Linked DNA regions of Homo sapiens: regions 2, 3, 4 and 5 are each linked to region 1. A link is a contact called in ENCODE Hi-C or POLR2A ChIA-PET data. All regions are on one chromosome and are shown on one strand. Each heading gives the region's core, a stretch centred on a gene start or an enhancer-like site at or near the end of the contact. The rest is flanking DNA. Distances are from core to core; before and after follow the strand shown. Region 1 has its middle 30 kb from the start of LINC03108. Region 2 overlaps NID1 (nidogen 1). Region 3 overlaps LINC02768 (long intergenic non-protein coding RNA 2768). Region 4 holds the start of SLC35F3-AS1 (SLC35F3 antisense RNA 1). Region 5 has its middle 20 kb from the start of TARBP1.

Region 1 (4,713 bases), core at 1,025-3,524:
CTAAGTCATTGCCAAGGGATGTGCTTAACAAAGTAGGAGGAATTTGTGCCCATATTTTACAATTTCTTGTAGCAAGAAACCAACATTTATTGGATATTTACTGTGTTGCAGGTACTGTATAGGTACAACACATATATGAGTCCATTTAATCCTTATGGCAATCCTGGCAGGAAGGCCACTGAAGCAAGAGAGGTCCGGGGACAATATGGCCTTCCAAAGGACCCAGAACCAGTGAGGGGAAGGCTGACATTCAACTCCAGATTGGTTTTTGTTTTCATTTTTCTCTTCCTCTTGAATGCTGAGACTGGTCCTGCATCTGTGATGTATGGAAGAGGGATTCAGTTGGCTTTGCTAAGCAGTGTTTTCCTCTCCCCCGCCCTTCTTCCCTTCTTTTCAGATTTAATGAATTTCTGGCCTTCTTTGAAGGTTTTCTGGGTCACATGCTTTCTAGTTGCTATTGTGGAATAGTAAATGAGGCCTAGTTTTGCTTGTGGCAGATCCTGCTCTCTGGACACAGAGTTCCTGGTGGAGCAGTCTAATCTGGGTTGCTGGGTTGGTCGATGGTCCCCCAGACTGACCCTTCTGTCCCTGGGGTTGTCAGGGATTTTCTTGGCTGCAGATTCCTGCCCCAGTGGAGGCAGCTCTGAGCAGGCAAGCAGGAGCTAGCAGGCCTGTGCATTCTCTGAATGGCCAGAAGGGTCCTTTTGAAGGTTTTTCTTTATTTTCCTGAGTGTGGCCACCAGTGGAGTGTCCTGGAGAGCCCCAGGGGTGCAGTTCAGCAGCAGGACAGTCAGTCCCCCATCGGCATGGAGATGGAGTGTTCTGTGTGTGGATTGACCCTCTGGCGTCGTTGTTCCTGTTCAAACATTGCCTGTTTCTCTAAGGGGAAACATGAGCATTGGCGTTTCCTTTCTGGGTTGGAGGTGGAGAATTTCATCCCCACCCTACTCTGCGGATTCATTCCGTTTTAGTTGTCTGGCTTTGCCCGGGGCAGAGGCTGCTGACTGGTGAAAGCACCCTCTGAAAGCAAGTTTTTTGTTTTCTACTGTCCTCTGACCTTGGGACGGGCTATGATAGTCCTCAAAACCCTCACAAGCATGGTTTCCATGAGAGCCTTGCAACATTCCCTTGAGCCGGGCAGGGCAGGCAGCCATGTGGACATTTTAGAGATGAGGAAAGTGGGGCTGTGGCCAGACTCTTTGCGGCCAGACTCTTTCTGGCCAGGTTGTTCCACCTGGCTCTCCGGCTCGAGTCTGTCCAGCTTTCAGTCCTGCTGGTCTGTCTGCATAGGGGCTGCTTCTAGAAGACCAGGCGAGAGGATGTGGGTATGAGGGAGGAGCTGAGGCGCACAGGAAGAGCAGATGGCCTGTCTCTCTCCAGTATCTGCTAGTCACTACCTGGAAACCAGCAATGATGATGTAACCACAAGCATTATTCAGTGATGGCCGCCTTCCTTGTGTGGGTGGGACCGCAACACCGCCTGGGCTGGGGAATCCCATTGGTGACAACACAGCATCCTTTTGAGCTGACGCGGCAACAGATGCCCCAGACCAGCTCTGCGTCTGACAGCATCTCTGTGAAGCGTGTGCAGGGGACAGCAGACATCAGAGCTCTCCTGTAAATCACCTCCGCAAAGGCTCTTTGTGGTCGATTCACTGATGACTCATTTATAATCTGGTTTCAACATTGTGAGTCAAAATGCACCACTTTCATTAAAAATAACATTCACTGGGGTCTAACGGCTTTCTTTTTTCTGTTTTTTACTGTACTGTGTGGTTTCTGGATGGGAAGCTGTCAGATGGCAGGCGAGGTGTTCCGAGGGACTTGAGCATAATCGTGCAACGACTCAGGTGTGGATTGAACAAATAGTCCCGAATACCTGCTGTGGGTCCTGCAGACTTCTGGGCCATGGAAGTGTGTGGGTAGTCGGCGTGGGTGTGTGTGGGGGTGTGTGCAAGTATCAGGATCACCTGGGATGCTTGTTAAAAATACAGATTCCTGGGCTTCACCCCATATCTCTGAGGGTGGGGCCTTGTCAAATTCCTCAGGAGCTTTTTAGGTACAATAGAGTCAAGAGCCTTGACTCTGGGTGAGAGAGAATGGGAACTCCCTTCAAGCAGACCCTCCCTACAAACGGAGCAACCAGAGGAGAGGCAGGTCGACTGCAAGGCTGAGAGGGGTGGATGGGGGAGGTGAGAGAGGAAAAGGCAGGGGCGGGGGAACACCCGAGGTGGAGCGGGCCAACAGAGTCCCCATGGGAGAGTTGACTAAAAGCCCCGGCTTGATGCAAGGAACCCACAGTCTTTCTGGTTTGGGGACCAAATCTTGGGCATCCCCTACTTCCTTGGTTAAAAAAATTAAACATACAGAAACGGTTTAGTGGGCATTCTGCAGGGTAAAAAGCCCCTGCTGCATGGCCATGTTTTTATATTTTATGTTCTTTAGCAATGTTAGAAACTTCACTGGGAAAAGCACTTTAAAAAGATATAGTTGAGGGGAATGGGACGTGGGGAGTTATTGTTGAATGGGTGCAGAGTTTCAATTTTACAAGATGAAAGTGCCTGGAGATGGTTAGCGGCGATGGCTGTATAGCAGTGGGAATGCATGTCACACCACTGAACAACGTGCTTAAAAATGGTTACGATGGAGGCCAGGCACGGTGGCTGACACGTGTAATCCCAGCACTTTGGGTGGCGGAGGCGGGCTGATCACTTGAGGTCAGGAGTTTTGAGACCAGTCTGGCTAACATGGTGAAACCCTGTCTCTACTAAAAATACAAAAATTAGCCAGGCATGGTGGCGGGCACCTGTAATCCCAGCTACTCGGGAGGCTGAGGCAGGAGAATCACTTGAAACCCAGAGACGGAGTTTGCAGTGAGCTGAGATCGCACCACTGAACTCCAGCCTGGGTGACAGAGTGAGACGCTGTCTCAAAAAAAAAAGGTTAAGATGGTAAATTTTCTGTTATGTGTATTTTACTTACTACAATTTTTAAAAAATTGGAAAAAGAAAGATATGGTTGAGTCTGACTTGGATGAAAGTCTACAGGCCTCCTGCTGATGGTCTCAGCGGCTCCTGGGAAACTACCGTTTGTTTCAGCCATCTGTAACTTGATTTGTTGTTCAGAAGTTTGCCAAGACTTCTCCATGCAAAGCCAGGTGTAAGTTTAACCTGAGCCACGTGGGTCCCCCCACCTTTCCGCCTCCGATGGATCTTCTCTCCAAGGGCTCCGGTGCTCAGGCCCTCATAGCATGGGAAATCAGAAGGGATGTTTGGGTGGGAGGCTTGGCATGGAGGGTGGACATTTTGCTACAGATGGCCTTGCCCTCACGGAAGGCCATTGTTATTCCGCGTCTGCCCCCTGGCCGGGTCCAGCCACCTGAGCCTTCCTGAGCTCCCAGCTCTCAGTTGCAGCCAGCGCCCAACGCCTTCCTGCGGCACCTCCACAGACCTCGCCTCTTTGCCCTGACTCCTCTCATTCTCTGTTTTCCAGACTATCCCCAAGCCCTGCCTGTGGCTGCCTCCTCCCTCCATAGCATCCCTGCTCTGCCATGGCTCCCCTATTTGGGACAAGACCTTTGTGTGGGCCTCAAGATGTAGGCAGGTCTCTGCTCAGTGGCCCAGCTTTTGGTCGACACCTGCAAATGTGTCTAAAACTCATCTCAACCTCTTCCCCAACACCAGTCTTCCCTTTGATCCCACCCTCCATCTGCTCTTCTCTCAGCATTCCTGAGAGTTTCTGCAAGTTGCCCCAGCCAGAAACCAGGGTGCCAGGCATCACTCTTCCTGCCCGGTTCCCAGCTCCCACCAGCAGTGCCTCCTTGGCAGCTCTAGAATCCCCACTGCCTCTGGTCTAGTTCATGCCTCCATCACTTCTTCTCTGGACCACTGCAGTAGTCTCCTAAGTGACTGTAGCCATCTGAATAGTGGCCCCAAAGATATCAAGTGCCAATCGCCGGAAAACAGTGAATGTTACGCTACGTGGGAAAGTTTTTGCCAATATGATTAAGTTAAGGAATTCAAAAAAAATTATAAAATTGTGATAAATATATAACATAGACTTGACCAGTTTATTCATCTAAGTGCAGAGTTCAGTGGCATTAAGTATATTCCTATGTTGTGTGACCATCACCACCGTCCATCTCTAGAGCTCTTTTTGTCTTGCAGAACTGAAACTTTGTACCCATTAATAACTTCTATTTCTCTCTCTCCTCAGCCCCTGGCAACGACTCTTCCACTTTCTCTCTCTATGCATTTGAGTACTCTAGATACCTCATATTAGGTGGAATGAGGCCCGGCACAGTGGCTCACTCCTGTAATCTCAGTACTTTGGGAGGCTGCGGCGGGAGGATCATTTGAGCCCACGAGTTCGAGACCAGCCTGGGCAGCTAGTCAGACTTTGTCTCTACCAAAGATTTAAAAATTAGCCAGGTGATATGGTTTGGCTGTGTCCCCACCCAAATTTCACCTCGAATTGTAACTCCCACAATTCCTAAGTGTCATGTGAGGAACCCGGTGGGAAGTAATTGAATCATGGAGGCAGGTCTTTTCCATGCTGTTCTTGGGATAGTGAGTAAGTCTCACGACATCTGATGGTTTTAAACATGGGAGTTTCCCTGAACAGATTCTCTCTTTGCCTGCCACCATCCACGTAAGATGTGACTTGCTCCTCTTTGCCTTCTGCTATGATTGTGAAGCCTCTCCAGCCTTGTGG
Region 2 (4,713 bases), core at 1,167-3,666, 990 kb before region 1:
GCGTATGATGACTACAGTGATTTTAAAAGCCCTGCTGTGGTAGAATTTTGGGAGAGGAAGGCAGCTGGGAGCCAAGAGCTGCTCCAGGAAACAGGTGTGATGAAACTCAACAATGCAGTTTCACACTGTGACAGAAGAGACTGCACACAGAGGAGGAGTGCAAGCTCTCTTCCATGCTGGTTTACGACCTTTCTGTTTTCCCTTCTTTGTTTGCCTTTTCCTAACTGCGAGTTCAGTGCCCCTCCCTGGCCATTCGTCTTCCTCTCTAGCCCTGTGAGAATGGGGGTAAATGTTGGGAAGGGACATGAAGAGAGTTCATAAGTAAAGAAAGCTGTTATCACCGTTATTGCTGTTGCTATCACTATTATTAGTAGTGTTGTTCTTAGTGGCCCCTAGGAACATGAGGATGAAGACCATGTCAGATGGACATTGCCCCCTTGACTTGTAAATTCTCCTTCTTGGAAATTTGGCAGTCTTGCTTGGACTAACAAGTGTCTATTTGGCAGTGAATGAGATGGGGCTATAAGCCAGCAAAATCTCAAAGCCAGGCTGGGCGTGGTGGCTCAAGCCTGTAATCCCAGCACTTTGGGAGGCCGAGGCGGGTGAATCACGAGGTCAGGAGTTCGAGACCAGCCTGGCCAACATCATGAAACCCCGTCTCTACTAAAAATACAGAAAATTAGCTGGGCGCAGTGGCAGGCGCCTGTAATCCCAGCTACTTGGGAGACTGAGGCAGGAGAATCGCTTGAACCCGGGAGGCAGAGGTTGCGGTAAGCTGAGATTGCACCACTTCACTCCAGGCCGGGCGACAGTGATATTCTGTCTCCAAAAAAAAAAAAAAAAAATCTCAAAGCCAGCAGAGACCAGGGACTGTTCACTGCACCTGAGTGACCTTGTCCAGAGATGTGTGTCCCAGAGGTGCATGCTCAGAACCCGTGTAGGCCCTGGGAGTAGCTGCCTCTGTAGTGGGGCGTGGACTCTGTGCAGGAAGATGCTGAATAAATAGCACCTTCCCAAACAAGTTCCATTCTGAGTAGCCCATGGGTTCTCCCACGGTTGCATGTCGTCTCTTTCCAGAGAGTCTTGACATCTGTGAGCACCTCCCCTCTCTCCACTCTATTGAGTATATGAGAGGCTACAATTGTCATTTATTTGAATGAACACAGAGAAACCAATTTAATCAAGCAAGGGAATGGAATGCAAATCCAAGGTCAAGAATGTACTTTCTTCTTAGTTCTCCTTCTTGTAAACCAAAAAGTATCTGAGACAGGTCTCAATCAATTTAACAATTTATTTTGCCCAAGTTAAGGAGATGCCTGTGACACAGCCTCAGGAGGTCCTGATGTCGTATGCCCAAGGTGGTCAGGCTACAGCTTGGTTTTATAGATCTTAGGGAGACATAAGACATCAATCAATACAGGTAAGATGTATGTTGGTTTGGTCCAGAAAGGTGGGACAACTGGGAGCCAAGTGTAGGAGGGAGAGCTTCCAGGTCATAGGCAGATTCAAAGATTTTCTGATTGTCAATTGGTTGAGTTATTATCTAAAAACCTGGAACCAATAGAAAGGAATGTCTGGGTTATGATAAGGGCTTGTGGAGACCAAGGTTTAGTCATGCAGATGAAGCCTCCAGGTAGGCGGCTTCAGAGAGAACAGATTGTAGATGTTTCTTATCAGACTTAAAGAGTCTGTTCTGCCAGGTTTTGTTGTTGCTGTTGTTGTTGTTGTTGTTTTAATTGAGATAGAGTCTCGCTCTGTCACCCAGGCTGGAGTGCAGTGGCGCAATCTCAGCTCACTGCAACCTCCACTCCCTGGGTTCAAGAGATTCTCGTGCCTCAGCCTCCCAAATAGCTAGGATTACAGGCGCCCATCACCACGCCCAGCTAATTTTTGTATTTTTAGTAGAGATGGGGTCTCACCACATTGGCCAGGCTGGTCTCAAACTCCTGACCTCAAGTGATCCACCCGCCTCAGCCTCCCAAAGCGCTGGGATTACAGGCGAGAGCCACAGGGCCCGGCCTGTTCTTTCAGTCTTAAGGTCCATGTTGATGTTAATGGTAATGAGACGTGGCCAACCCTCCCCTTCCTCTCATGGCCTGAAGTAGTTTCATAGGTTGACTTTGGAATGCCCTCGGCTGAGAGGAGGGGTCCATTCCGATGGTAGGCGGACTTGGAATTTTATTTTTGGTTTACACTCTGTTTCATTTTCCTCTCATTCTCTTTGTCCCCCCACCTTGAGAAAAGTCACCCCAGACTTCCTGCCACTCCTCAGATAAGTATCAGGTCTTGAATGCTTTCTTCCCTAGCAGCTCGAACTAGATGAGTAAGAAGACGCTTGTCTGAGTCATCAATGTATCAACCAGAAACAAGCTCAGGAAATGCGTCTTTAGCATCCCCACTACCCCCACCCCATCCACCAGGCCTTTAATGGAAAGTTTCCCATGGGGGCCAGGGACACTCAGCAGGGGACTCTCCCTAGAGCCCCTGGGCTGCTCCCACTGTCTGCTGGCCCAGAAAGTCCACCGAGATCACAGCTTTTTATAAACTCACTTGAGATTCTATTTCCTGAGTACAGTTGAGGTTCCCCCTCCTTTTTACAAGTTCAAGATACAGTACTTCAAAGTTCCACTGTAAATTCTAGAGCCCTTGAGATTTTCTATGCTGACCAAATACTTTGTTAACACAACTCTGTCGGCCACATAAAATGGAACAACGCTTACTGCATGAAAAGTTTTGTTTGGTTGACAGCACACAGGACACCAGTTTTGTTTTCTAACTGGAAAAGCACCACCACATGCAGATGTGATTGGTAGGAAAATGGGGCTCTGGATGCACAGGTAATTTTGGTGAATGAGCTAAGGTACTGTGTGTACATCGCTGTTGTCGTAACAGGTTCAATGTGAGGGAGCCGTCTAAGCACTGGCAATGTGGACGCCAGATGCCAGACCAGAAGGGCGGGGCTAGACCACAAACCCAGAGACCTAGGTTCTCGTTAGAACTGAGCCACCAACCAGTGCTGTGGCCTGAAGGAGTCTCTGAGCCACCAACCAGTGCTGTGGCCTGAAGGAGTCTCAACTTCTCTGAGTTTCAGTTTTCTCATTTGGTGTAAAAACTGCAGTTGCTTATCACATAGGATTGCAATGAGAATCAAATGAAACATATCTGTGAATGGAAACAGCTTATATGAAAACTCTAAAACCCTATGCCAACGTAAAATTTTGTGGAAGTAAACACGTTTTACATTCAAGAGTGAACAAAACCAGATTTTTTTTTTTTGAGACAGAGTTTTGCTCTTGTCGTCCAGGCTGGAGTGCAATGTCACAATCTTGGCTCACTGCAACCTCTGCCTCCTGGGTTCAAATGATTCTCCAGCCTCAGCCTCCCGAGTAGCTGGGATTACAGGCACCCGCCACCACACCCAGCTAGTTTTTGTACTTTTAGTACAGACGGGGTTTCTCCATGTTGGCCAGGCTGGTCTCAAACTCCTGACCTCAGGTGATCCACCCACCTCGGCCTCCCAAAGTGCTGGGATTACAGGCGTGAACCAACGTGCCCAGCCAGACATTTTTTATTCTAACCAGATGGCTTGCTTGTATCTTTGTTTGGTGCTTCCTACTTCAAATGTTTTGTTTTGTTTTTTATATTAATTAGCCTCTGGGACAAAAGAAAAGCATGCATGGTTTTGTCTTGCTGGGTTCAACAAATACTTTTCTGGCATGCTAACTGCTTCTCACCAAGGGAGCAACCACGTTAAGCAAACCAACATGAGAACTGGCAACACAGACAAAGGTACTTCAAATATTCACTGGCAACACACTTATGGAATGTCACTGTGTCTGCTTTGCGAGGATCCAGTCGCAAATGAACATCTGGGTGCAGAGCTCGAAATGTCTCTGTGTGCCTTGTCTCGTCACCTCCCACTGACTCCTCAAACAGTCCTGTGAGATCTGTTATTACTGCCATCCCTGTTCCACTGCTGCAGGAGGCACAGCTTAATCTGTATCATTGACATGTACAAGGTGACACCAGAAGTAATGGAACTGAGGCCAGGCATGGTGGCTCATACCTGTAATCCCAGCACTTTGGGAGGCCGAGGTGGGTGGATCACCTGAGGTCAGGAGTTCGAGACCAGCCTGGCCAACATAGTGAAACCCCGTCTCTACCAAAAAAATTCAAAATTAGCCAGACATGGTGGTGGGCACCTGTAGTCTCAGCTACTCAGGAGGCTGAGACAGGAGAACTGCTTGAACCCAGGAGGCAGAGGTTGCAGTGAGCTGAGATCAGGCCACTTCACTCCAGCCTGTGCAAGACAGAGTGAGACTCTAATTTAAAAAAAAAAAAAAAAAAAAAGTAATGGAACTGAGAGTCAAAAACATTCCCAGGTGCAAAATTCTGAGAAATATATAATATTCTAGTCTATGTGATTACAGTATATTTTTTATTATTAATTAACATTTTAGTATATATTAATTAATGTACACATGTGTAAACATATATACAAATAAGTACATATTTCCCCTTAACATAACTGGTAATGCCTAGAGCAGGGGTTGGCAACTACAGTCCCCATAGGCCAAATCTGGCCCACTGTTTGTTTTTGTAAATGAAGTTTTATTGGGAAAGCCACACTCATTCATTGAGGTATGAAACATGGTTGCTTTCATGCTACAACCACAGAGTTGCGTAGTCGTAACAGAGACCTCATGGCCCACA
Region 3 (4,713 bases), core at 1,216-3,715, 940 kb before region 1:
GCAAAATAAAGGATAATATATAGCTTTTGTAGGTACCCTCTGGCCCCTCCTCCCAGCCTGTTTCCACCCCTCCTTCCCGCCTGTTTCCACCCCTCCTTCCCCACCTCCTCATCCCCCATGAAATAAACATTATAGTAGCACTCAACTGTTAGGACATCTCAAACTTTCCATCCAAATGCTCTTTAGGGCAAAAGAGCTGAATTGTACCCCCTTAGGGAGGGGACAGTGGAGGGGAGCTGTAGGAGGGTACCTGTGGAAGGCATGGGGACATATCAAAAGCTAGATATTCCTGTGACGTGTCGTGGTTTATCTTTTAAAAATCTGCATGAATCTTGCATTAAACTCTGTAGTAATATAAAGTTTCAAATGTCCCATTTTAACTCCTTAACCATGTGTTGTGGTGAGACCTCCAGCTTTGTTCCTTTTACTCGATTGCTTTGGCTATCCAGGGTCTTTTGCATTTCCACATGAATTTTAAGATTGTTTACTCCCACTTCTGTGAAGAACATTATGGGTATTTTGATAGGGATTGCATTGAATCTCTAGACCTCTGGGTAATATGGACATTTAAATACTATTAGTACTTCCAATCCATGAATATGGGATAGTTTTCCATGTATTTGTGTTAATTATCTGTTATGGGTTGACTTGTGTTCCCCCAAAAAGATATTTTGAAGCCCTAATCCCAGTACCTCAGAATGTCATATTTGGATTAAGGTGTTTGCAGATGTAGCTGAGTTAAGATGAGGTCATTAGGATGGACCTTAATACAATATGACCGGTGTCCTTATTAAAAAGGAGTGAAAAGCCTGCTGGGATTTTGATAGGGATTGTGTTGCATCTACAGGTCACTCTGGGGAGATTTGCCATCTTAATAACATTGAGGCTTCCAATCCATGAACATGGACTGTTTCTCCATTTATTTAAGAAGGGCTATAATTCCTAAGCAACTATTACACTCAGGCCCTTAGCCTAAATCACATATGGTGTGCCATTTACTGATGTGGCATCTGAGGCCACAGACGTTAGGAAGACTATGAAGATGACACATGGCTAGCATGCTGGGATTCGAGGCTCCATCTGTGTGACGCTGTTTCCACTTCATCCTGTTGCTTCTTCTCACTGTTAAGGTGGCTGACAGCGCCCCAGCTATCTCTAGTTTAGGGCACTTCACTGGCATAACTGGTTGTCTTAAAAAAGAGAAGAGAGATTGATTGCAAACAAAAGAGAGATTGGATTCTCTATAGTGACCTGGAAATATGTTCAAGATACAGACGTAAGTGAGTAAGGAAGTCACAGAACTGTGTATATTTTATGGCCTATTTTTATACAAACAAAGACTTATGTGTATTTGCACTTAGGGAAGGCCTGGAAGACGATCCAAGAAATTCTTAACAGTGACTCTCTCCAGGGAGGATAACAGTGATCATGGTCAGATTAATGAGGACTTTGACTTTTCATCTTACATTATTGTCTATAGTCATTAGGATATTTTACTATAAGCAGCTGGACGTGGTGGCTCATGCCTGTAATCCCAGCACTTTGGGAGGTTGAGGTGGGAGGATCATTTGAGCCCAGGAATTTGAGAATAGCCTGGGCAACATAGTGAGACCCTGTCTCTACAAAAAATCTAAAAATTAGCAAGGCGTGGTGGCTTACACCTGTAGTCCTAGCTACTAAGGAGGCTGAGGTAAGAGGATGGTTTAATCAGAGGCTGAGGTGGGAGAATGACTTGAGCCCAGGAGTTTGAGTCTGCAGCAAGCTATGATTGTGCCACTGCACTGGGTGCAAAAAAAAAATTAGAAAAAAAAAATATATATATATGACTATAAACATGCATTTCCCCCTTACGCAGGAGTATCCAATCTTTTGGCTTCCCTCGGCCACATCAGAAGAAGAATTGTCTTGGGCCACATATAAAATACACTAACGCTAACGATACTGATGTATTGCAAAACAATCTTATAATATTTTAAGAAAGTTTACGAATTTGCACTGGGCCACATCCAAAGTCATCCTGGGTCACATGTGGCCTGCAGGCTATGGGTTAGACAAGCTTGCATTGAAAGAATCGAGTTGGGTGGTAATGGGGTAAGATTTTCCCATATTGCCAATTGTAGAACCTCGAAAATGGGAAGTTGTCTGGTTCCGCTTCACAACCGTAGTGACTGTGGAGTAACAGCCTTCTGAGAATGCACCTTGCAGGAATGAGAGCAGAGGAGGAAGTTGCACACAAGCACATGCACATATGCACCTGAGGGAACACACCTGTATCTGTCATTCCCCAGGGCTGAGTGGAGCTGCTGCCCGAAGACTAGGCTGCCAGCTGTTCCTCTGGGGTGCGTAGGCCACTTACCCCATCTCCAGAGCCACTCACCCATGGCTGCTGCGGGCCTTGCAGCAGTTCCTGTTTGGGGATGAAGGTAGCCTGTGAAAGTGACAAAGAGGAAGCTGTGGCTGCAACAGTGAGAGCATGGTGTGGGGGGGCCCCCTGCCCTTTGCCCTCTAGTAATGGGATTCTCCTGGGCACCTGTGCAAATGGCTCAGCAGGAGACGGAACGCTCCCTAGTGGAGACCATGGAGTAGGTGAGATCTTCATACTGATTCTCCTTCTCCCTTCTCCTGTTATTGCCCCTTACCCAACAACCTTCCCCGTCCCCTCCACACCCCACCCTTCCCTCCACTGGGGTGCTTGTTTTTGAGTTGGAGTCTCGCTCTGTTACCCAGGCTGGAGTGCAGTGGCATGATCATAGCTTACTGCAGCCTTGAATTCCTGGGCTCAAACAATCCTCCAACCTCATTCCCTTGAGTCACTGGGACTACAGACACAGGCCACTATGCCTCTGTTTTTTTTTTTTTTTTCTTCTAACTTTTGTAGAGACAGGGTCTCCCTATGTTGCCCACACTGGAGATTGGGGCATTTTCACACTGCATTGAAATGACCACCTCCCAAACTGGCCTGTGAGTGTTTTGAAGGTAGGGACTCTTCTCACTGATCTTTGCTTTCCTGATACCTAGAATCATACTGGGTACATAGCAGGCACCTCATAAATATTGGTTGGATGAATAGAAGGATGGAGCTAAAGCAATGAAAGCTGACATATTTCCACCCAAAACAAATGTTCCTCCATTCCAAACTCTCTCCCATTGCCTAGATGTGGCCTCACATCTCAGTCTGCTTTCCAGTGAGTATATTCCTCTGCACACACACAAGCACACCGTGGGAGACACCGGTGTTGTCCTCACTGGTCCTCCTAAACATCCAAATGCATAGCAGCCTGTGAGAACAAGACAAGCCACAGGCCAGGAGAAAATATTTGCAAAACACATGTCTGATGACTGATGTCCAAAATATGCCAAGAACTCTTATACTCAACCATAAGAAAAGAGATGGCCTAATTAGAAAATGAGCAAAAGATCTGAACAGATACTTCACCAAAAAAGATATACAGATGGCAAGTAAGCATAGGTAAAGAGGCTTAACATCAAATGTCATTCAGAAATTATGAATTAAGTCAACAGTGAGATACAACTGCACACTTATTAGAACAGCTCAAATTCAAAACACTGAGAATGTCAAACATACTGAGAAACCAAGAACCCTGAGAACATGCTGGTGAGGATGGGAGCCACAGAAACTCTCATTCATTGCTGATGGGAATGCAACGTGGTGCAGCCACTTCGGAGCACAGTGTGATCATTTCTTGCAAAGCTAAATACAGTCTTGCCATAAGATCCAGCAATCATGCTCCTTGGTATTTACTCAAATGAGTTAAAAACTTACAACTACACAAAAAACTGCACACAGATGTTTATAGCAGCTTTATTCATAATTACCAAAACCTGGAGACAATCAAGATGTCTTTAAGCAGGCGAATGGATAAACAAACTATGGAACACCCAGACAACGGCATGTTATTCAGGGCTAAGACGAAATGAGCTATTGAGCTCTGAGAAGACATGGAAGAAACTTACATGCATATTACTAAGTGAAAGAAGCCAATCTGAAAGGCTACATATTATGTAATTCCACTCTATGACACTGGAAAAGGCAAAACAATAGAGACAGTTAAAAAAAAATCTGTGGTTTTGGGGTAAGGTGGGGTGGGGAAGGGATGACTAGTGGAGCAGAGGGGATTTCTCGGGCAGTGAAACTATCCTGTGTGATACTACAATGATGGCTACATGCCATGATACATTTGTCTAAACCCATAGACTGTGTAACACCAAGGGGAAGCCCTAATGTAAACTTTGGACATTAGTTAGTAATAATGTATCAATATGGGCTCATTGATTTGAAAATGTATACCACACAAATGCAAGATAATAATAGAGGCTAAGGAGTGTATGGAGAACTCTCTCTACTTCCTGCTTGATTTTTTCTGTCAGCACAAAATAGTTCAAAAAATAAAGTCTAGGCTGGGTGCAGTGGCTCATGCCTGTAATCCTAGCACTTTGGGAGGCCAAGGCGGGCAGATCACCTGAGGTCAGGAGTTCAAGACCAGCCTGGCCAACATGGTGAAACCCCACCTCTACTAAAATACAAAAATTAGCCAGGCATGATGGCAGGTGCCTGTAATCCCAGCTACTTGGAAGGCTGAGGCAGGAGAATCGCTTGAACCCAGGAGACAGCAGTTGCAGGAAGCCGAGATCATGCCACTGCACTCCAGTCTGGGTGGCTGAGCAAGACTCCGTCTCAAAATAAATAGGTTG
Region 4 (4,713 bases), core at 1,115-3,614, 740 kb after region 1:
CCAAAATGCTTGGGACCAGAAGTATTTTGAATTTCTAATTTTTTTTTTTTTGGGATTTTGGGATGTTTACATATCCACAATGATGTTATCTCAGGGGACGGAACCCAAGTCTAAACAAGAAAACCATTTACGTTTCTGATACACTTTGTACACATAGCCTGAGGGTAATTTTCTACAATATTTTAAAGAATTTTGTGCATGTAACAAAGCTTTGACTACGTTTTGACTGTGACGCATCAAATGAGGTCCGGTGTGAAATTTTCCACTTGGGTCTTGTCGGTGCTCAGAAACCTTCAGATTTGAAGCATTTCAGATTTTGGATTTTCCGATGAGGGAGGCTTTCAGAAGGGTTGTGGCAATATATGTCACAAGGTGGTGAGGGTCTGGAATAGAATAGGAGTGGGTGGGAATGTGGTATATGAAGAAAGAAGTAGGGCATTGATGGAGAACTCATTCTTTTTCATTTAATGCAAATAAAATCCCTCTCTAGTATTCTGCATGGCATTTTTTGTTCTTTGGCATCCTCCAAGCCTGCATGCCACTTTTAAGACAGAAATAGAGTCCTTGAAATGCAGAATTCTGTCTGCTTTTGTATACAACATTGAAGATTAATGTTTGTGAGGACTAGATAGACAAGGACTAGGGGCAAAGTCACCAGCCAGGGTGTTCTTCCTCAGCAGTTGGAATCTGCACCATCACAATCGCCTTGGCTTGGATGGCTTTTCCAAGTGTGGTTAGGAGATGAGCAGAGAAGTGCATTATCCTACTGTCAGCAGGGAGCCCTGGCGTCTCGTGCCCTGGCCTTGGTGTGCTCACTCACAGACATTCCTCTTTCCTGAAGTTACTATCCAGGGATCCCACTTGACAATTGATTATGTGCTGTTTTCTGTGAAATTTCTCGAGTTTCTTTGTAATGTTGTGCATGTCTCTATGTAGCTGTTTTCCTAAATGGATGATCCTATCCCTGGAAATACCAGACCATGTCTTATACCATTTGGTATCTTCTCCCATCCTTCCTAATGCCTGTACCAGTGTCTCTATGTGTTACAGCACTGAGAAGGCAACGAACAATCCACAAAAACCAGGCTGATGAATTAAAAATCTCTTTGGTGACGCTGAATACACAGACTGTGCAGCGTGTTGGTGAAATGGAGAAGAAGTTGAAGACCTCACAAAACGGTCTTTTAATTAAGATTTTTGTATTTGTTCTCCAGCTGCCTGGAAATTCCAATAAGACAGTTTTAATTAGAACCAACGTTCACATTTCCCCCTGAGAACTATCAACATTTCGCTAACCCCAATTTTTAAGAATCAAGCTATGGAGACCATAGATAACTGACTTTGTATCTGTTTTTCCTTTTAAAAGTGGAGTTCAATGCATGTGATGGTTTTTTTTTAACCAAAACACTATCCAGCATGTGGCCTATTTTGTACACAAATGCTACCATGTGCAGCATGTAATGAGTATGCGGTCCACAGTCACTTGTGCTGGTCAGTCTTACCTTTTGCTTCATCTGGATGCCTCCGGGAGCTGGATTGTGGCACCCTTAAGCAGGGGGACTTTCCAGACTGTGTGTATTCCTCCCAAGCCCTCAAGTATCCTAAAAATCATTTCATGAATCCTCCATCAAGTCCCCATTTCTCCATTCAGATGCCCCCGATTCCTTCCCTGCTCCAGACCCTCAACACCTTGTGCATGATGAATTGTAGCAATCCTTCTGAAGGCCTTCTGAAGCCATCCTTCTGAGGCCATCCAGCCTTCACCTGACCTCTTGTGAAGTCTTGCATAATTTAGAATCTGTATCACGTAATTTATAACTCAAATTTTCACGATCCTGAAAGATGGAGTATTATTTTGTGATAGCAGGATGTGCTTCTGGCCTTCCTGCTGCCTCTTCAAAAATGCTCAGCACAAACCTAAGTTCTTGGCTACTCCAGATAGGGGGGCAGGACAGACTGCTGGAATTGTAGGGAGGCTCGTGGGAGGGGGGTTGCCTGGGCTTGCGTTCCCTGCATCCCCTGTACCACTCACACCGGTGTGGGCCCTTCTGGGCAGTCATCAATAAAGAAAGTCAAAGAAAGCCATCGCCAAGCTTCTGAAGACTTATAGGCAACAGCCTGTATAAGGGATAGTAAAAATAAGTAGACACAGCTGGCAGTCAGACGTCTGGGTTTGGAAATAATGATTCAAATCGATGCATTGAAGGTAGGAGTGCCAACTCCAGAGAACCAGGCAGGGACAGCTGGAGTGAGCCCATGCTGGCAATTCCCTGAATGCAGCAGGTGTCAGATGATGACATAATGCACACATGATTCAATAATGGATTAGGGAATACAAGGAAAAGGTGACAGAAAAGCAAGAGAGGGATCCGAGGAGTGCCGACCAGAGAGGCAGTTCATGTAGCCTCATTAGTAAAGCCCCCAGGGGCTGTGACTGTCCTGCGCGGGCTTCCAAGTCCACCTGAGAGTTCTGATGCTGTGCTGACCCCATGGCACATCAGGGGCAGCGAGCCTGCTGTCCACACTGGCTGGGAGAAGCAGCAGCCAGGCAAGAGAACAACAAACAGGGGCAGGCAGCCACCCACCAAGAGGACATGTGGAACCAGGCAGCACGCCATTTGGAAAGCAAGTCTATATGGGAGTGGTCACTATCATGGAAAGGAAAAAGAATGGGAAAACCTGAGATTTAAGAAAGACCCAATGCTGTTCTAGAAGCATCTTCAGAAAGAGCAATAAAGCTTCTTTGGGGAAGTCACAGGACACAGACTCTCCAGGGTGGAAGGGATCTTGAAGAGCACAGAGGCCAAGTCCTCATCCATCTCTCGACTTCCTTCATGACTCATCTGAAGACGGCTGGATTGGTCTATGTCTGTACCCTACCCTCACCCCACAATCCCAGTCCACCCTATCTCAGAACAATTTCAAATGCAGGGGAGGATCAGAGATGAAGATGTTACTCCAAAAGTATACATGCAAAGATGTTCTGGAAGTGCTACTTCTTAACTTGTCTGGTCTTATAGTCTGTGGTTGAAGTGAGTTTCTCCACTTCTAGAACGCTTTAGGTCTTGTTTCCTGTCCTCTTTGAAAAGTTTTATTAATAATTACGTGCTGCCCTTCTATTACTCCTACTTTCCATACCCTGGAAAGTATACACGGTTCTAGAATATTCCATTAGGAGGGCCAGGTAAGGATTCTTAAATATGAATGGATTTTATCATTCTCTGCCTGTTGTCTTCACACATTTGTTTCTTTCTTTTTTTGAGACAGAGTCTCGCTCTGTTGCCCAGGCTGGAGTGCAATGGCATGATCTTGGCTCACTACAGCCTCTGCATCCTGAGCTCAAATGATCCTCCTGCCTCAGCCTGTCAAGTAGCTGGCACTACAGGCATGCTCCACCATGCCTGGCTAATTTTTGTATTTTTTTGTAGAGACGGGGTTTTGCCATGTTGTCCAGGCTGGTCTTGAACTCCTGGACTCAAGCGATCCACCCACCTTCGCCTCCCAAAGTTCTGGGATTACAGACCTGAGCCACTGCATCTGGCCTTGTTCTCTTCACACATTTCTTAAATGGAGCTCAATCCCTGCACTCATTAATTGAAGGTCAAGGAATTATCATTATTCACTGGGATCATGGTACCAGATTGATTTACTAGCAATATTTTAGTTTTTCTTTGTGTACAAAGTCTATTCATGATATGATAAAACCTGAGACACAAATCTCAATGAATGAAGTTCTTGCTTTCGGCAAATGTATTATTATTAAATAACATCAATGCATAATAAATAACATTTTAAAATTTATAGCACCTTTTACATTTTCCCTGATGGGTCTCAAGGGACCTCACAAACACCTGTTCAATCAAAGATAACAGAAAGAGCATTATTTCTCTTTCACAAAACGAAAAAACTCTGAACCAGAGAAGGTGAGACATTTACTAATAATTCTGTTTTCAGTTTCTGTATTACTAGTTTCCACAAGAGTTCAGCAACAAGATTTCAAGGACTTTTCTTTTTAACGATCTGAAAATGAAGAATGACTCATCATACTATAGGTGCCCTGTATATGCTTCAAAATAAGTGTGTTTTTTGCTCAGTTCTTGTGCCTTCTCGGACCCTCATGACAACAATAGGAATAAACCTACGTAGAAAGTCTATCTCAGTAGTAATGATTGGGGCAACCGAATGGACTCGACTGACTCATATTTCCCACACATCTTTAAATTTATAGCTGGCCTCTGACTATTTTAGAAAGCCTATGATTTGAACTTCATCCAAGTTTTAACAGCAATAAAATTCCACAGGAAATGGGTTCTTTAGAATCCAAGAAATGCACACTTAGGCTATTGCCTACAATCAAATTATTCTGCTGTTGGAGTTGTGTTGCTGGAGAGAAGATGATCCCTTCTTCCCAGAAGAGGCCATGTTTTCCCATATCACAACATGCATAGAATTGGCACTGGTCAACACTAAACCTTCTATAAGCATGATGAGGACAACTTCTGAGCAGCATCATCAAGCTTGCCTCTCCTGGGCCACTACAACACCTGCCTCCCACCTTGACAAGCCCTGCGTCAGGCAGGCATCATCCCAATTTGGCCTTGCAAGTTGTTACACGAACATCCTTCAAGAGTGATGCCTGAAACAATCAGTTGCCTTTTTGTCTCGCAAAAAGCCTTTGCTCTCATCTCAGCTTAGAATGTCCATCCATCACAG
Region 5 (4,713 bases), core at 661-3,160, 510 kb after region 1:
ACTTGGTTCTATTTCTAGCTCTGCCACCTCCTTGCTATGTGGCCCGAGGCTGGTCACCTGCTCTCACTTAGTTACCTTTCCCTAGTATTGGGGGAGAGCAGAGCTTTTTGCCTTATCATTCCAGGACCTGAGGATGTGTATGCTGAAACAGTGGCATTTCTCTGAATCTCTTTGAATTACAGTGCACATATCTTCAGGATATCAGAGACATCCCATCCATACCAGCACGTGCCTTCTTTTCCTAGTCATTTTTCTTCAACTATTCCCGTTTGAGCTGGGCTAAGAGAACAACAGTCTGGACTCATTCCTTAGGTGCATTGTTGGCCTTCTCACAGACTTAAATATATACATCTGTCCCACTTTTAGAGAAAATAGGAACAAAATCTATTACATGTATTTTAGGCCCTCTATCTGAATTCTGAAGTCTTTCTCTGACTTCTTTTTCAGCTTCAGCTTTTGATTTCAGGCACATTCACACTTGTTTAGCTTTCAACTTACAGAGAATGCTGGAAAAGAGATTCATGCATTATTTAGAGCATTCGTCTAAATGCCCTCCCAGATCCCTTCTAACTCCATGAGGTCCCATGAGTCTGTGAAATGCATGGGCAAAGGAAGAGGAACTGAGGCTTTGAAATCAGATATACCTAGTTCCAATTCCTAGTTCTCAAGTTTACTAGTTGTGTGACTTTGGGTGAGCTGCTTAACCTCATAGGAGCCTAGAGTCCTCATCTAAAAACCTGGGCCAGTGCCAACTACCAAGCCATGACTGTGAGGATTAAATGAGACATCACTTCCATAAAAACACGGAACAGAGTGTGAGGCATACAGCAGGTGCCAAGGTAGATATTAGATCCTGCTTTTCATTATTGGTGCAAGTTTCTGATGGGTCAAACATGCAGGCTGTTGTATATTTGAATATTGCTTCAGTCTTCACTTCCACGGTTTTATTTCAAAAAGAGAAAGAAGGAAGGAAATAAACAGAAACTGTCAGAGGCCCTTCGGAAATCATCACTCATCCATTGAAATGTGCTTTCCATTCAAAAACTACCTTATTAATTATTCATTGCTTTTGGAACTGAAAATGAGAACAGAGCTTAAGACCCAGAGTTGGACAAGAACAGTGTTCCAACTGCTTGATTTCTGTCATTTCCTGGTTTCTACGCAGTACCTCCCAAAATCTGAGATTTGCAGTTTTGGGAGTCGAGAGAACTTTAGGCTTGATGATCAGTCAGGTTTAGTCAGGTTTAGCCAATGCCCTGGAATGACTGTTCTCTTTACTTTCATTTCCACTCCCGGCACCGCATTTCTGGGGGATTATTTCACTGCATGGGTGGCCCGAGTCCCTTGGCCTTCAGCCTTATGGCTCATTCCACCGCTCTGGGCAAGCCATAACCACCCGAACATGCAAGTCTTTCTTTTGTGCCCCAGTGGCATGAGTAACATCATTAACTCTTCAGGGCCGAGGTTTGGGATTAGGTAAAAATCTTACATCCCCCCGTGTTTGCAGTCAGAACACCAGAGTAACAACAGGGTGTTTGCGGGGCTTGTTTTCACGCCAGAAATGAGGTTGCCCTAACACACAATCCTTAAGATGTTTTTTCCCTAACGATTGTCTTCACCAGGATCGTGGGTTACAAAATGGAAGCTCAGTGCTTCCTGCTTCGAGTTCCAGTAGAACAAACATGCAAGAGACTCCTCGGCTTGGAAACTCTTCAAACCAGGGAAGGGCTGCTGATGTGTCCCCAGGAGGGGAAGGGCAGGAGGAGCACAGTTGTGCAGGGGGGTGTTTCACATGCTTCTCTAAAGAAGAGCTTCCTAAAGTGTAAAAAGGCTGGGGAAAGACACATTTCCCAAGGCCTGGGGCCAGTGCGGGGACAAACGCGAGGCTGGCGCACGTGCATTGCGGGTTCCGCGCGCCATCTGGTGGCTTCGGGCTGACATTGGGCGCACCATCCGGGCTTTTACCCCATTGACAGACCTCATAGAAGGAACCCATTGCGGGCGATAAAGTTCTGCTGGAAGTGATCACCAGGGCCCCCAAAGGAAGACACCGAGGGCCAGATGTTCCGAATTCCACTCCTTATTCTACAACTGGATACTGAAAGCCTCAGGTTCTCTTTGACAAGGGGGCACTGATCCTTCCTTCAGGACCAGCCTTCCTATCACACAGCAACATAAGCACTCGGCTCTGGGCAGTGTGGCCCCTCTGTGCCTTGCTTTCCACATCATGACGCCACATGACGGGCCACAGGAGTCTTCCCTTCGCCCCTACCTGGAACGCGTGTATTCCCTTCCAGCCTTGTGAATCCCACAGTTCTCAAGGCTCAGTCCACAGGCATCTTTATATCCTTAGAATATTTGCCTCATATTTTGTTCATACTAGTGTTTCCAAAGTGTGTTCCAAGAATGATGGTGTTATTAATCAGAATTGTATCTCTTTTTGAAAAGGCATTCAAAGTTTGGGAAAGTCAGGGTTACGCAAAGGTTAAACAGACCTGATTGCAGGATATCTCAGGAGCATGACACATACTGAGAATGTAGTGGATTTCTAAGAAGGAACTACAGTTTGCTATAGTTTCTAAACTTGTTTGACATCAAAACCTTCCTCCTATCTCCACCTTTGAAATGTATCTTGCAAATATTGCATCTAATAAAACAATTTTAAGGAAAAATAGCATCCTGTTCACTTGACCCAAGATTATGTAGCTGTCTTTTTAAAACTGGAAGACATCTGCATTCGTTTGCTAGGGCTATTATATTGCCTCACGGTTGTGGATGCTGAAGATCCAAGGCCAATGTGTTGGCAGGGTTGGTTTCTTCTGAGGCCCCTCTCCTTGGCTTATAGATGGTCGTCTTCTCTCTGTGTTACCACATGGTCTTCCCTCTGTGCCTATCTGTGTCCTAGTTGCCTTCTCTTTTCTTCATTGTTTCTTCTTCTTCTCCTTCTTCTTTTTTTTTTTTTTTTTTTTGAGATGGGGGTCTCACTATGTTGCCCAGGCTGGTCTCAAACTCCTGAGCTCAAGTGATCCTTCTGCCTCAGCCTCCCAAAGTGCTGAGATTACAGGAATGAGCCACTGTGCCCAGTCCTAATTTTCTCTTCTTATAAGGACATCGGTCATATTGGGTTAGGACCCACCAACATGACCTCATTTTACCTTAATCACCCTTTTAATGTCCCTATGTCCAACTACAGTTACATTCAGAGGTACTAGGGGTTAGGACTTTAACAAAGGAATTTTGGGGAGCCACAATTCAGCCCGTAACAACATCTTATTGTTGCATCTGTAGGGTAAAATGTATGCTTCAATGGAAAATTATGCATTGTTTAGAGCAGGGTTGGCAAACTACAACCAGTGAGCCAGATCCAGCTGGCCACCTGTGTTTGTAAATAAAGTTTATTGGCACACAGCAGCATTCACCCTTCACATATTGTCTAAGATTACTTGCATGTTCACTGACAGTTGAGTATCTGTACAAAAACCATATGGCTTGCAAAACCAAAAACATTTACAATCTAGCCCTTTATAGGAAAAGGTCTAGAACCCACCCACCCACCCTTCAGGGTTATCTAATTTTGATCCTATAGGGGCTCTGCACCTTTCACGGCCTTTGAGTTATTTTACAACTCAATAAATTGTAGATCATGGATAACAATGCAAAACAATCCTTGACCACAGACAAGAAGCAGCCAGTTTTGCCTCAGTTTGCTTATTCCTTTCAGTATCCTTATCAATAAATGTGTGTCTTCTTTGGATTATCTTTTGAACTGGCAGTAGCGTCTTGCAGTTTCCTCATTATTAATGAATTGAATAAATCTTTAACTTTTTTTTTTAGTATCTGTACGAGTCATAATTTTACCTTTTTTTTGAAAAAGTGTCCCTTAAAATATCAATGTTAGGTTTCTTGAGTGTAATAATGGCACTGGGATTATAAAAGACAATGTTTTTGCTCTTAGGAGTACATATTAAAGCACTTAAGGTGTGTCACGCGCGTCCACGTGAAGAGAGTCCACGAACAGGCTTTGTGTGAGCAGCCAGGCTGTTCGTGTGACAAGGTGAAGTGGCATCATGCTTACAATTTGTTTTCAAATGGTTTGGCGTATATGAATATAAATGTGTGTGTGTCTGTAAATACTCACACATACATCACATATATAGGAGGAAAGATGGAGGAAGAGAAGGAAAATTGGTAAACTATAAACAACTAGTGAATCTAGGTGAAGTATGGTGCCCTTGAATGGTGTACTATTCATTGAACTTTTCCATATGTTTGACAATTTTCAAAGTAAAAAACTGGGCAAGGGGGGATAAGTTTATGTCATATTCCTCATGAAGCGTGTTGTCAGCTTCATGTCCTATTCTTCTGGATGTTTTTCCAGTACTTCAGAGATTAGCCAATTATAGACGTTTGTTAGTAGTCTGACTTTCTGCAGTGGGTACTGCAAGTAAGAAAAAGTAAATGATTGGGAGGCTGAGGCTGGCCAATTGCTTGAGTCCAGGAGTTTGAGACCAGCCTAGGCAACATGGAGAAACCTCAGGTCTATGAAAAAAAAGAAAAAAATCAGCTGGGTATGGTGGCATATGCTTGTAGTCCCAGCTACTAGGGAGGCTGAGGTGGGTGGATGGCTTGAGCCCAGGAGATCGAGGCTGCAGTGAGCTGTGATCATGCGACTGCACTCCAGCATGTCTCAAAAAAAAAAAAAAAAAAAAAAGT

The links. Hi-C counts contacts between places; a loop is a spot of excess contacts on that map. ChIA-PET counts read pairs that join two places held with the same protein, here RNA polymerase II (POLR2A). Pooled maps may share reads with other maps.
Region 2: a loop to region 1 is called in a map with no recorded cell type, with 12 times the contacts of the local background. The contact joins two enhancer-like sites. A Hi-C loop is called at or near these places in 1 of 37 single-sample maps with no recorded cell type and 5 of 50 pooled maps. POLR2A ChIA-PET finds 5 or more read pairs at or near these places in 1 of 52 experiments (H1).
Region 3: a pooled map shows a loop between it and region 1 (4-fold over the local background). The contact joins two enhancer-like sites. A Hi-C loop is called at or near these places in 1 of 50 pooled maps. POLR2A ChIA-PET finds 5 or more read pairs at or near these places in 2 of 52 experiments (AG04450 and WTC11).
Region 4: a pooled map shows a loop between it and region 1 (22-fold over the local background). The contact joins the promoter of SLC35F3-AS1 here to the enhancer-like site in region 1. A Hi-C loop is called at or near these places in 4 of 37 single-sample maps with no recorded cell type and 8 of 50 pooled maps.
Region 5: a map of PC-9 shows a loop between it and region 1 (8-fold over the local background). The contact joins two enhancer-like sites. A Hi-C loop is called at or near these places in 6 of 168 maps with a recorded cell type or tissue (GM12878, MCF 10A, PC-9 and 2 more), 36 of 37 single-sample maps with no recorded cell type and 17 of 50 pooled maps. POLR2A ChIA-PET finds 5 or more read pairs at or near these places in 12 of 52 experiments (GM12878, MCF 10A, OCI-LY7 and 7 more).

What each region holds. Positions count from the first base shown.
Region 1 is chr1:235,008,817-235,013,529 of GRCh38, reverse strand. No RefSeq gene overlaps it. Among named protein-coding and RNA genes, the nearest start is that of LINC03108, 30 kb to the right of the region's middle. RefSeq lists enhancers at 757-936, 1,147-1,216, 883-1,383, 1,334-1,628, 1,227-1,816. Within about 2 kb of position 2,274, at least 26 of the 41 ENCODE cell types and tissues checked have a DNase peak (open chromatin) inside an H3K27ac peak, as active enhancers do; they include GM12878, PC-9 and mammary epithelial cell, where a contact is called at or near this core.
Region 2 is chr1:235,997,239-236,001,951 of GRCh38, reverse strand. All of the region lies in intron 12 of NID1 (nidogen 1), which reads left to right. Among named protein-coding and RNA genes, the nearest start is that of LINC02768, 27 kb to the right of the region's middle. RefSeq lists enhancers at 1-500, 2,466-2,535, 2,576-2,625, 1,527-2,726. Within about 2 kb of position 2,416, at least 13 of the 41 ENCODE cell types and tissues checked have a DNase peak (open chromatin) inside an H3K27ac peak, as active enhancers do.
Region 3 is chr1:235,952,588-235,957,300 of GRCh38, reverse strand. The region is part of intron 2 of LINC02768 (long intergenic non-protein coding RNA 2768); the gene reads left to right. It overlaps LOC105373215 (a long non-coding RNA gene), which reads right to left. Exons shown (of 5, transcript XR_002958490.2): 4 at 2,269-2,428. Among named protein-coding and RNA genes, the nearest start is that of LINC02768, 18 kb to the left of the region's middle. Within about 2 kb of position 2,465, at least 9 of the 41 ENCODE cell types and tissues checked have a DNase peak (open chromatin) inside an H3K27ac peak, as active enhancers do.
Region 4 is chr1:234,270,673-234,275,385 of GRCh38, reverse strand. SLC35F3-AS1 (SLC35F3 antisense RNA 1) reads left to right here and starts at 2,364. Exons shown (of 2, transcript NR_183711.1): 1 at 2,364-3,184; 2 at 3,955-4,713. All of the region lies in intron 3 of SLC35F3 (solute carrier family 35 member F3), which reads right to left. It overlaps LOC105373206 (a long non-coding RNA gene), which reads right to left and starts at 2,323. Exons shown (of 2, transcript XR_949283.4): 1 at 1,503-2,323; 2 at 1-1,218.
Region 5 is chr1:234,496,453-234,501,165 of GRCh38, reverse strand. No RefSeq gene overlaps it. Among named protein-coding and RNA genes, the nearest start is that of TARBP1, 20 kb to the right of the region's middle. RefSeq lists enhancers at 1,115-1,204, 1,615-1,664, 1,705-1,754, 1,749-2,043. Within about 2 kb of position 1,910, at least 35 of the 41 ENCODE cell types and tissues checked have a DNase peak (open chromatin) inside an H3K27ac peak, as active enhancers do; they include GM12878, PC-9 and mammary epithelial cell, where a contact is called at or near this core.